3 separate regions of the Homo sapiens genome follow, and all the other regions are linked to region 3. Evidence: chromatin contacts called from ENCODE Hi-C or POLR2A ChIA-PET data. All regions are on one chromosome and are shown on one strand. The core of a region is the stretch at or near the end of the contact, and the rest is flanking DNA. Distances in the headings are between cores, read along the strand shown.

Region 1 (2,700 bases), core at 19-2,518, 53 kb before region 3:
TGTTGACAGTGATGACAGCTGGCAGTCTTGCCTTCTCTGAAGACACCTCTGGAGCTGGCTCTTTCTCCCAAGTGATGCATTTGTGTCGACTCCCAAATGCACCTCATTAACAGTTACAAAGTCGTGGGAGATCAATTTAGTACTCAGGTTGGAGTAAAGGAGGGAACTGAAAGTTCCTGAAGGATAGTTCACTCAAGCAGTATAGGCCTGATTAAAAAAAAAAAAGGCCAGGCACGCCTTTAATCCCAGCACTTTGGGAGGCTGAGGCGGGCAGATCACCCGAGGTCAGGAGTTCGAGACCAGTCTGACCAACATGGTGAAACCCCATCTCTACTAAAAATACAAAAATTAGCCAGATGTGGTGGCGTGCGCCTGTGGTTCTAGTACTTGGGAGGCTGAAATAGGAGAATTGCTTGAACCCAGGAGGCAGAGGTTGCAGTGAGCCGAGATCGCGCCACTGCTCTTCAGCCTGGGCGACAGAGCGAGACTCCGTCTTGGGTGGGGGGGAATCCCTGCCCACCACAGTCTACCAATTTTGTGAGCACAACACTATGTATTCCTCACTTGGGTGGATTCTGAGCCCCCAAGTCTCCCACCCCCACCCCCTTCCCACGTGTACTGTTCAAACAACTAGGGCTCTTCTTTCTCAGGAACAGTCTGAGAAATAGGCCCTAGCCACCTATTTGGCCTTGAATACCAAGTGTCCATCAGCTAGACGTTTGTAATTCTTCCCTGAAGGTGATAATTAGCTCATTCATAAAGAACTGATTCTCAGCAGTCTCGCTCTCAAAGCAGGATTCTACCTGAATTTCTAGTGCCTCACCTGCTCTTTGGCTTTCCCGTCAGCCTCCGGGAGTCCCTCCCCAGTTCTCAGATATAATTTCATCTCTAAAAGTCCAGACTGAAAATCACATCTGGGAGATGTATTTTTACCTTAAAAATCAGTCAAGAAAATGTGGGATCTGGAAGTCTCTCTTGGAAAGAGGGGGCAGAGGGGAGCTGAGCAGAGGGCGAAATCGTGCAGTTTACGCGGAGCTGGGGACCCCGAGCCTCAGAGCGAGGGGAGGCCGGGAGCAGCGCCCCGGAACTGGCGCCTCACAGACAGCGCGGGGCGGCCGCCACGGTGGCGGGAAGGCCAAGCGCTGGCCCTGGGTTGTTCTTCACCCATAACCCCTTCACCTGTAACCCCAACAAGCAGCGAAAGGCAGTCCCGGGCCCTCGGCCTCCCCACTCACCCCGTGCCCATCGCCGGACACAGTCCGTCGGCATAAACTTTCCGTCGGCATAAACTTTCCGTCCGCGCGCCACAGCCGGAACTATAAGGCCGCGCGACAGAAGGGAATCCGGCGCCTGCACTCCGCGCTGGGCGGGGCGGTCCTTGGAGAGCTTCAGGGTCGCCCGGGCAGGGTTCTGGCTCATCCCGGAGGGACGCTAGGGGGCGCGGCCTCTCTTCGCGATGGCCAATCCGCGGCCACCCCTCTCCTCCCACAAATCCCCAACTTCTCTCGAGCCTTGGCTGGGTTTCCTGCCGTGTCTCTCTGCATTGCCCTGAATCTCTCCCCATTCTCGGGCTCTTTCCTTCCCCTTCTGCCCCACTGACCCATGGGCCTCACCTGGCCCGGTGACTCTGTGTCCGCTTCACACTTTTGTCCCCTCACTCCCCTGGGCCCCGTCGGTGCACGAGCCCAACCCTTCCTGCTATTTTCCTCGTCACTCTTTAGCCCCCTCTCTCGTATCCTCTGAACCGGTTGACAGAATCCTCTTCCTGTTCTTTTTAAACTGCAATTCCTGAACTACAAATCCTGGCCGGGCGTGGTGGTTCAGGCCTGTAATCCCAGCACTTTGGGAGGCCAAGGTGGGCGGATCGCTTCAGGTCAGGAGTTTGAGACCAGCCTGGGAAACATGGTGAAACCCCGCTCTCTACTAAAATACAAAAATTAGCCGGGCATGGTAACGAGTGCCTGTAATCCCAGCTACTTGGGAGGCTAACGCACGAGAATCTTGGGGGGAAAAACCCCAAAACTGTAATTCCTGGCTGAGGTATGCTTTGTATATCCTTCTTAGCTGACCTGAGCCCAATTTACCTCAAGACTTGGCCTCTTGGTCTCCTCAGCCCAAATGCTCACTTTATTTCCCCTATCCCCTCTTTGAGGGAAGCAGAGGGCCCTCGTTCCTCTCACCCTGGACAAGGCATGCGTGCTCAGATTTCCCTGTAAGGCAACATGGGCTCTTGCCTGCCACTCTGGCCACCTGGTGTCTCCATTGTAGTCTGTGCCTCAGTGAGGTCCTTAAGAGGGCAAGAGGTGACTTTCTTTCTAACCATGTAGGGAGCCAGGGAATCCCAGCTAGAGATAGGCTTAGATGGATGCCAGCAGGCCCCTGGGTAGTTACGGTTCAAAGAACAATGTGGAACCACATAGGTTACAAAGTGAGTACAGAAAGGCCTCTAGAAGGCCTCAGGCATTTGCCTTTTTCTTTTAGCTGATAGGATGGGGCGAGATTAGGAGATGGGACGAGGAAGGAGGATGCTTTGAACTGAACAGACAAATCTGTCTGACTTCTCACAGCTTGTTATGTGGGAGATTGTGGGGCCAGTTGCTTGTAGTTTTTTCCTGTCCCTGGGAATATCCCTGCCAGCACTGGGGCCAGGGCCCTGCAGACTGCCCTATTTGCTTCAAAACTTCTTTCCCCAACCTGGCT
Region 2 (2,700 bases), core at 86-2,585, 42 kb after region 3:
GCTCACTGCAACCTCCACCTCCCCGGTTCAAGAAATTGTCCTGCCTCGGCCTCCCAAGCAGCTGGGATTACAGGCACCTGCAACCATGCCTAGCTAATTTTTGTATTTTTAGCAGAGACAGGGTTTTCACCATGTTGGCCAGGTTGGTCTCGAACTCCTGACCTCAAGTGATCCGCCCACCTCAGCCTCCCAAAGTGCTGGGATTACAGGCATAAGCCACCGCGTCTGGCCAAATTTTCTTAGAGTTAAAGGACTAAATCTAAAAATAAAATTTAAATTAAAAAGTTAAAACCAAACCACAGAAACACAAAACTCGAAGTGACACATACCAAAAGACAAATAAGCATAAAGTACAAAAGAGATTAAAAAATGAGAACTTGTTTAGAAAGACAAAGAGAGGAAGAGAGAAATTAAGAGAAATATTTTAAATATCTTTGACAGAAGACATTTAAAAAGTGATACAAACATCATCATCACTGGATGAAAAGAGTAGAAATCAAGTGGTCTCTGATTAATCAACATTCATAAACATCTATCACACCACTTTTTCATCTGTAAAAGGAAGAATTTAATCCAAGTCATAAACAAAGATGTCATTGAAAAATCCTTTTTCAATGAAAATAACAAACCATGATTCAATGGGTGATAGATGTGAAATGGTTTTTAGAATCTTTAAACAAAGTAAGAAAATATTATTGGAGAATTAAGAAATCTTTTAAACTCTAAAAGAAACTACAATTTTAAGTAAAAATAAATGCATATTGGGAACTAAATAATGCATTCACCTCTATCATAGCCCTTATTTTACTGTGCTCAGGACTTTTCTCTCTTCTTCACTAGACTTGAAGGCAGGGACAATATATCGTTTAAGTCTGTATACTTAGCACAGTGTCTAACCAAATTCCCTAAATTAACAATGATCAATTCTAATAATTCTGAATTTCCATGACTTAAAACTCATGAAAAAAATTAGTAACTTAAAAAATTATATCGTACAAATCAAGGCCACGAAGATTGGCTCTAAATTAGATTTAATCTTTTTGTAAACCAAGGCTATATTAATCAATCTGTGTATGAGATGAAAAGAGGAATTGAAAGTGAGGAAACCAGCTTTAACGAAAAAAAAATCAAAATTCTAGTGCTGCATTTGGTGTGGGGAGTCTAACTGAATGTAATCAACATTTACAAGGAGAGATACTTATGCAGACATCATTAGAGAGCTTCCCAAGTCTATATTATGCAAAATTATATATGTTTTCTTTTTATACCTCAAAGCTTAATAATGGATGTGGGATAAGCTTGCTTACCACCTAAAAATTAGGGATCTGTAAAGTTTGGATTTTTGAAAATACCACAGTCCTTAGAAAGCTACGTCACAGATGATGGATTGCTTCTCTCTTTCAATCTCAAACATTCTGCCTCTTGAATACCTGTACTGTAAAGGGGGTTCTTCACCATTGGGTAGGTGGGGGATCTCAGGTGGTGTTACAAAAACAGTGTGTTCACTTTTGAAAGATTCATCCAGTTCTATAAGTCGTACTTCACCGCTCTTGTCCATATCCACCTAAAGGAGTTTTAAAAACATATATTAAAAAAGCCACATTGGTTAGCCAAGTGTTCATATAAAGGGAAGTGGTTAAATAAACCATCTGCACAATGGATACTAAACAGCTATTAAAAAAGAAGAGTGAGCAAGTTCTCTATGAGTGCCAAAATAATTAAGTGAAAATAGCAAAGTGCAAACTGTAAATAGTATATTACCTTTTGAATAAGAAAAGGGGAAAATAACACACACACACACACACACACACACACACACACACACACACACACACATATATATATATATTTTTTTTTGAGACAGTCTTGCTCTATCGCCAGGATGGAGTGCAGTGGCACGATCTCAGCTCACTGCAACCTCTGCCTCCCGGTTCAAGTGATTCTCCTGCCTCAGCCTCCCAAGTAGCTGGGACTACAGGCGTGTGCCACCATGCCCAGCTAATTTTTGTATTTTTAGTAGAGACGGGGTTTCACCATGTTGGCCAGGACGGTCTCGATCTCTTGACCTTGTGATCTGCCCGCCTTGGCCTCCCAAAGTGCTGGGATTACAGGCGTGAGCCACAGCGCCCGGCCTTTCATTTTTGCTTATATTTACATAAAGAAATACTAGAAGGATACTAAGAAAAGTACCTATATGAGGAAGAGGAAAGGAATAGGGTAGACAAGGATGGAATAGGACCCAGATGAATACATACCTTTTTATATTTGAATATACCTTTTTATATGCAAATGTTTTGCATTTGAATCATGAGACTGTAATCAAGAAATAATATTTTTTAAATCCACGTACATGTGTGTCTGTGTGATAAGAATAGTGAATTCTATATATTTTTAAAATTTATACTAAATATAACAAATTTCCCTAAGCTCTTTCAGCATATGTAGACGTATATTTGAGTTAAACTCTAGTCACATCAATATCGAAAGCACTTTGGTAGTACTATTTCCACTAGATACTCGATAGCAAGGTAATATCCAGAAAAAATGAAAACTTCATAGAACCTAAACTGCCCCACAAGAGCTCATAAACTAAAAAGAATAATATTGATATTAATAAAAAAGGATGTTATACATATGACAAAACACATTTCACAGAACTTTATTAGGTTAGAAATATCACATACCATGTGGATTAAGTGG
Region 3 (2,700 bases), core at 78-2,577:
TTTTTTGGTTTGTGTGTCCTAACTTCCTATATTATGGGCTACCTCTGGGAAAATAATCCAAATATCTGAAATCACCATGTAATGATTTTTTTTTCCCTTTTCCACATGGCAACAGATGGAGCTAACAGACTGTTACTTTTATTTTTAAGGACGTTATACCAAGGTCTGTGTGCCTTTTCCCCAGAAGATAGTCCACATGTGACAAAAAGGGACAACAGAGGTTTACAAGCTTCTGCTAAAAGTTTCTCTCAGTCTAGAAATCATGCTAACTTATTGCTTATTTTAAACACATACTGGATAAAAATTTGCCCCTCAGAGAGCCAAATGGGGTATGAATTATAACAATGTCACTAAGATCCTATTTTTCTGCTTTGGGGAGGTGACGGACCTAAGAACATCTTTCCTCTCTGAAACAGTACCACAGTGGTACCCATGAAGGCTTGTTGGAGTTGAGTCAAGTGCATGAGCAAGTGAGCTTCTCTAGCTTGGAGGTCCGGAATTTTTTAGACATTCAAGGAAATCCCACCTTTGGCAGAGGGCTAGAGTAATATCTGACTACAGTCTGGGCTTGTATTAGGTAGGGAATAAAGGGATGGTAACAAGGATCTGAATAATCCTTTTTGGTATCCTCTGTTTCACCATAGTTAAAAGGCCTAGCTCAAATAACACTATTCATGATTTTGGTTAAGTTCTGGCATCTTTCTCAAGTGGCTAGAATGACTATCCCAATGCCATTTAATAGTCTACCTTTCCTAACATTTTATTTTTTATATATATGTGTGTGTGTGTATATATATATATATATATATATTTTTTTTTTTTTATTTTTTTTTTTGGTTAGACGGAGTTTCACTCTTGTTGCGCAGGCTGGAGTGCAGTGGCACAATCTCGGCTCACTGCTGCCTCCGCCTCCTGGGTTCAAGTGATTCTCCTGCCTCAGGCGCCTGAGTAGCTGGGACTACAGGCATGCGCCACCACGCCTGGCTAATTTTGTATTTTTAGTAGAGATGGGGTTTCACCATATTGGCCAGGCTTGCCTCGAACTCCTGACCTCAGATGATCTGCCCGCCTTGGCCTCCTACAGTGTTGGGATTACAGGCGTGAACCACTGCACCTGGCTGATTTTATTATATATTATATTCCCATAGATATTTATGTTTATTTCTAGACTCCCTATTCTGTACCATTGATTTTTCCAGCTCTGCCCCTGGTAGCATTACCCTGATGTAATTACAGTAGCTTCTAGAAAAGAATCACCTTCTGTTGATTCTTTTTTTATCAGATAAGGTCTTGCTCTACAGCCCAAGCTGGCATGCAGCTGCACCGTCATGGCTCACTGCAGCCTCGACTGCCCAGGCTCACATGATACTTTCACCTCAGCCTCCCAAGTAGCTGGGACTACAGCCATGTGCCACCACATCTGGCTAACTTTTTTTTTTTTTTGGTAGAAATGGGGTTTCACCATGTTGCCCAGGCTGGTCTCAAACTCCTGGCCTCAAGCGATCCACCCACCTTGGCCTCCCAAAGTGCTGGGATTACAGACATGAGCTACCGCACCCGGCTCCTTTCAATTAAATAATTTTTCCTGACTAGTCCTTTTCTTGTCAGATTAACTTTTAAAAATTGAAATATAATCCATATACCATACAATTCACTAACTTAAAGTGTACAATTTAGTGTTTTTTTGGTATATTCACAAGATTGTACAACTATCACCACTGCCTAATTCCAGAACATTTTCATCTCACCAAAAAGAAACCTTATACCAGTTAGCAGTCACTCCCTATTCACCCCACCTCTTGGTCCTTAGCAACAACTAATCTACCTTTATATAATTACAGATTTAATATTACTAATAAAGTATAACTACTAATATAAAAATACTTTGAAAACTATTCCATGATATATAAATATTACATATTAGATATAAAGCTAAATTACCTATATCAATGTTTTCTCTTCCCAGTGCCACAAGTGAGAGAAATAGTATTTCTCTGTATAAACTCCTAGGGAGAAAAAGTCATGGAGAAAATATTAGTATCCATATAGTCCATATGTTCCCTATAAAAAATTTAATGCTATCATAAGCATGAGATATTCTAACAAATTACTAAGCAAACAATATGAATCTGCCTAGGAGAACAATATATTCGTCTAAGAGAAGGACTTACCTCTGTCTTTTAAAATGTGGACACTTATTCAGTGTCTCTAAAATCTGACTCATTGGTCCATAGACATCATTCATTTTAATGCTTTTTACCATACTTTTCAACAGTTCCTGGTTAAATGAGTTATCACTTTTTTGCAATAAATGGACCATTGGATATTTTTGGGCTGTAAACGAACAAAAGAACAGATGAAGGAAAATGTTCTGTGTAGAAAGGAGAAAGAAATTAAGCAGCAACTGACAGATATTAAGTTACAAAGCACTAAAAATAAATTAAGGGCAATAGATAAAGAAATAGGAATCCAAGAATGAAGAAAGCAAAAAATAAGACAAATAATGACAAAAAAAGGTCTAAAGCTTTCTGTGGTCTTAAATAGACAATAACTAAGAATATTGTTTCCCTTAATACAGCCTCTGATGAAAATTCTAAATCAGCAGCCTGGGATGGAAACAAATAAAAAATAAGTAAAAAGAAGAAATTGGGATGAGCAATGTGCTGAAAGCTGAATTCTGCAAAACACAACCAACCCCTC

The links. Hi-C counts contacts between places; a loop is a spot of excess contacts on that map. ChIA-PET counts read pairs that join two places held with the same protein, here RNA polymerase II (POLR2A). Pooled maps may share reads with other maps.
Region 1: a pooled map shows a loop between it and region 3 (2.2-fold over the local background). The contact joins the promoter of INTS14 here to the enhancer-like site in region 3. A Hi-C loop is called at or near these places in 1 of 168 maps with a recorded cell type or tissue (mammary epithelial cell) and 3 of 50 pooled maps. POLR2A ChIA-PET finds 5 or more read pairs at or near these places in 6 of 52 experiments (AG04450, Caco-2, GM12878 and 3 more).
Region 2: a loop to region 3 is called in a map of OCI-LY7, with 8 times the contacts of the local background. The contact joins two enhancer-like sites. A Hi-C loop is called at or near these places in 4 of 168 maps with a recorded cell type or tissue (B cell, CD8-positive, alpha-beta T cell, OCI-LY7 and 1 more) and 6 of 50 pooled maps. POLR2A ChIA-PET finds 5 or more read pairs at or near these places in 7 of 52 experiments (CD8-positive, alpha-beta memory T cell, IMR-90, OCI-LY7 and 4 more).

The regions. Positions count from the first base shown.
Region 1 is chr15:65,609,863-65,612,562 of GRCh38, forward strand. INTS14 (integrator complex subunit 14) reads right to left here and starts at 1,269. Exons shown (of 12, transcript NM_001394796.1): 1 at 1,236-1,269. It also overlaps a transcript of SLC24A1 not described here. RefSeq lists an enhancer at 1,187-1,346.
Region 2 is chr15:65,704,661-65,707,360 of GRCh38, forward strand. It overlaps DENND4A (DENN domain containing 4A), which reads right to left. Exons shown (of 33, transcript NM_001320835.1): 15 at 1,431-1,564. Among named protein-coding and RNA genes, the nearest start is that of SNORD13E, 9.1 kb to the left of the region's middle. Within about 2 kb of position 1,336, at least 2 of the 41 ENCODE cell types and tissues checked have a DNase peak (open chromatin) inside an H3K27ac peak, as active enhancers do; they include B cell and OCI-LY7, where a contact is called at or near this core.
Region 3 is chr15:65,662,389-65,665,088 of GRCh38, forward strand. DENND4A (DENN domain containing 4A) reads right to left here. Exons shown (of 33, transcript NM_001320835.1): 31 at 2,172-2,334; 32 at 1,942-2,006. Among named protein-coding and RNA genes, the nearest start is that of SNORD13E, 33 kb to the right of the region's middle. Within about 2 kb of position 1,328, at least 2 of the 41 ENCODE cell types and tissues checked have a DNase peak (open chromatin) inside an H3K27ac peak, as active enhancers do; they include B cell and OCI-LY7, where a contact is called at or near this core.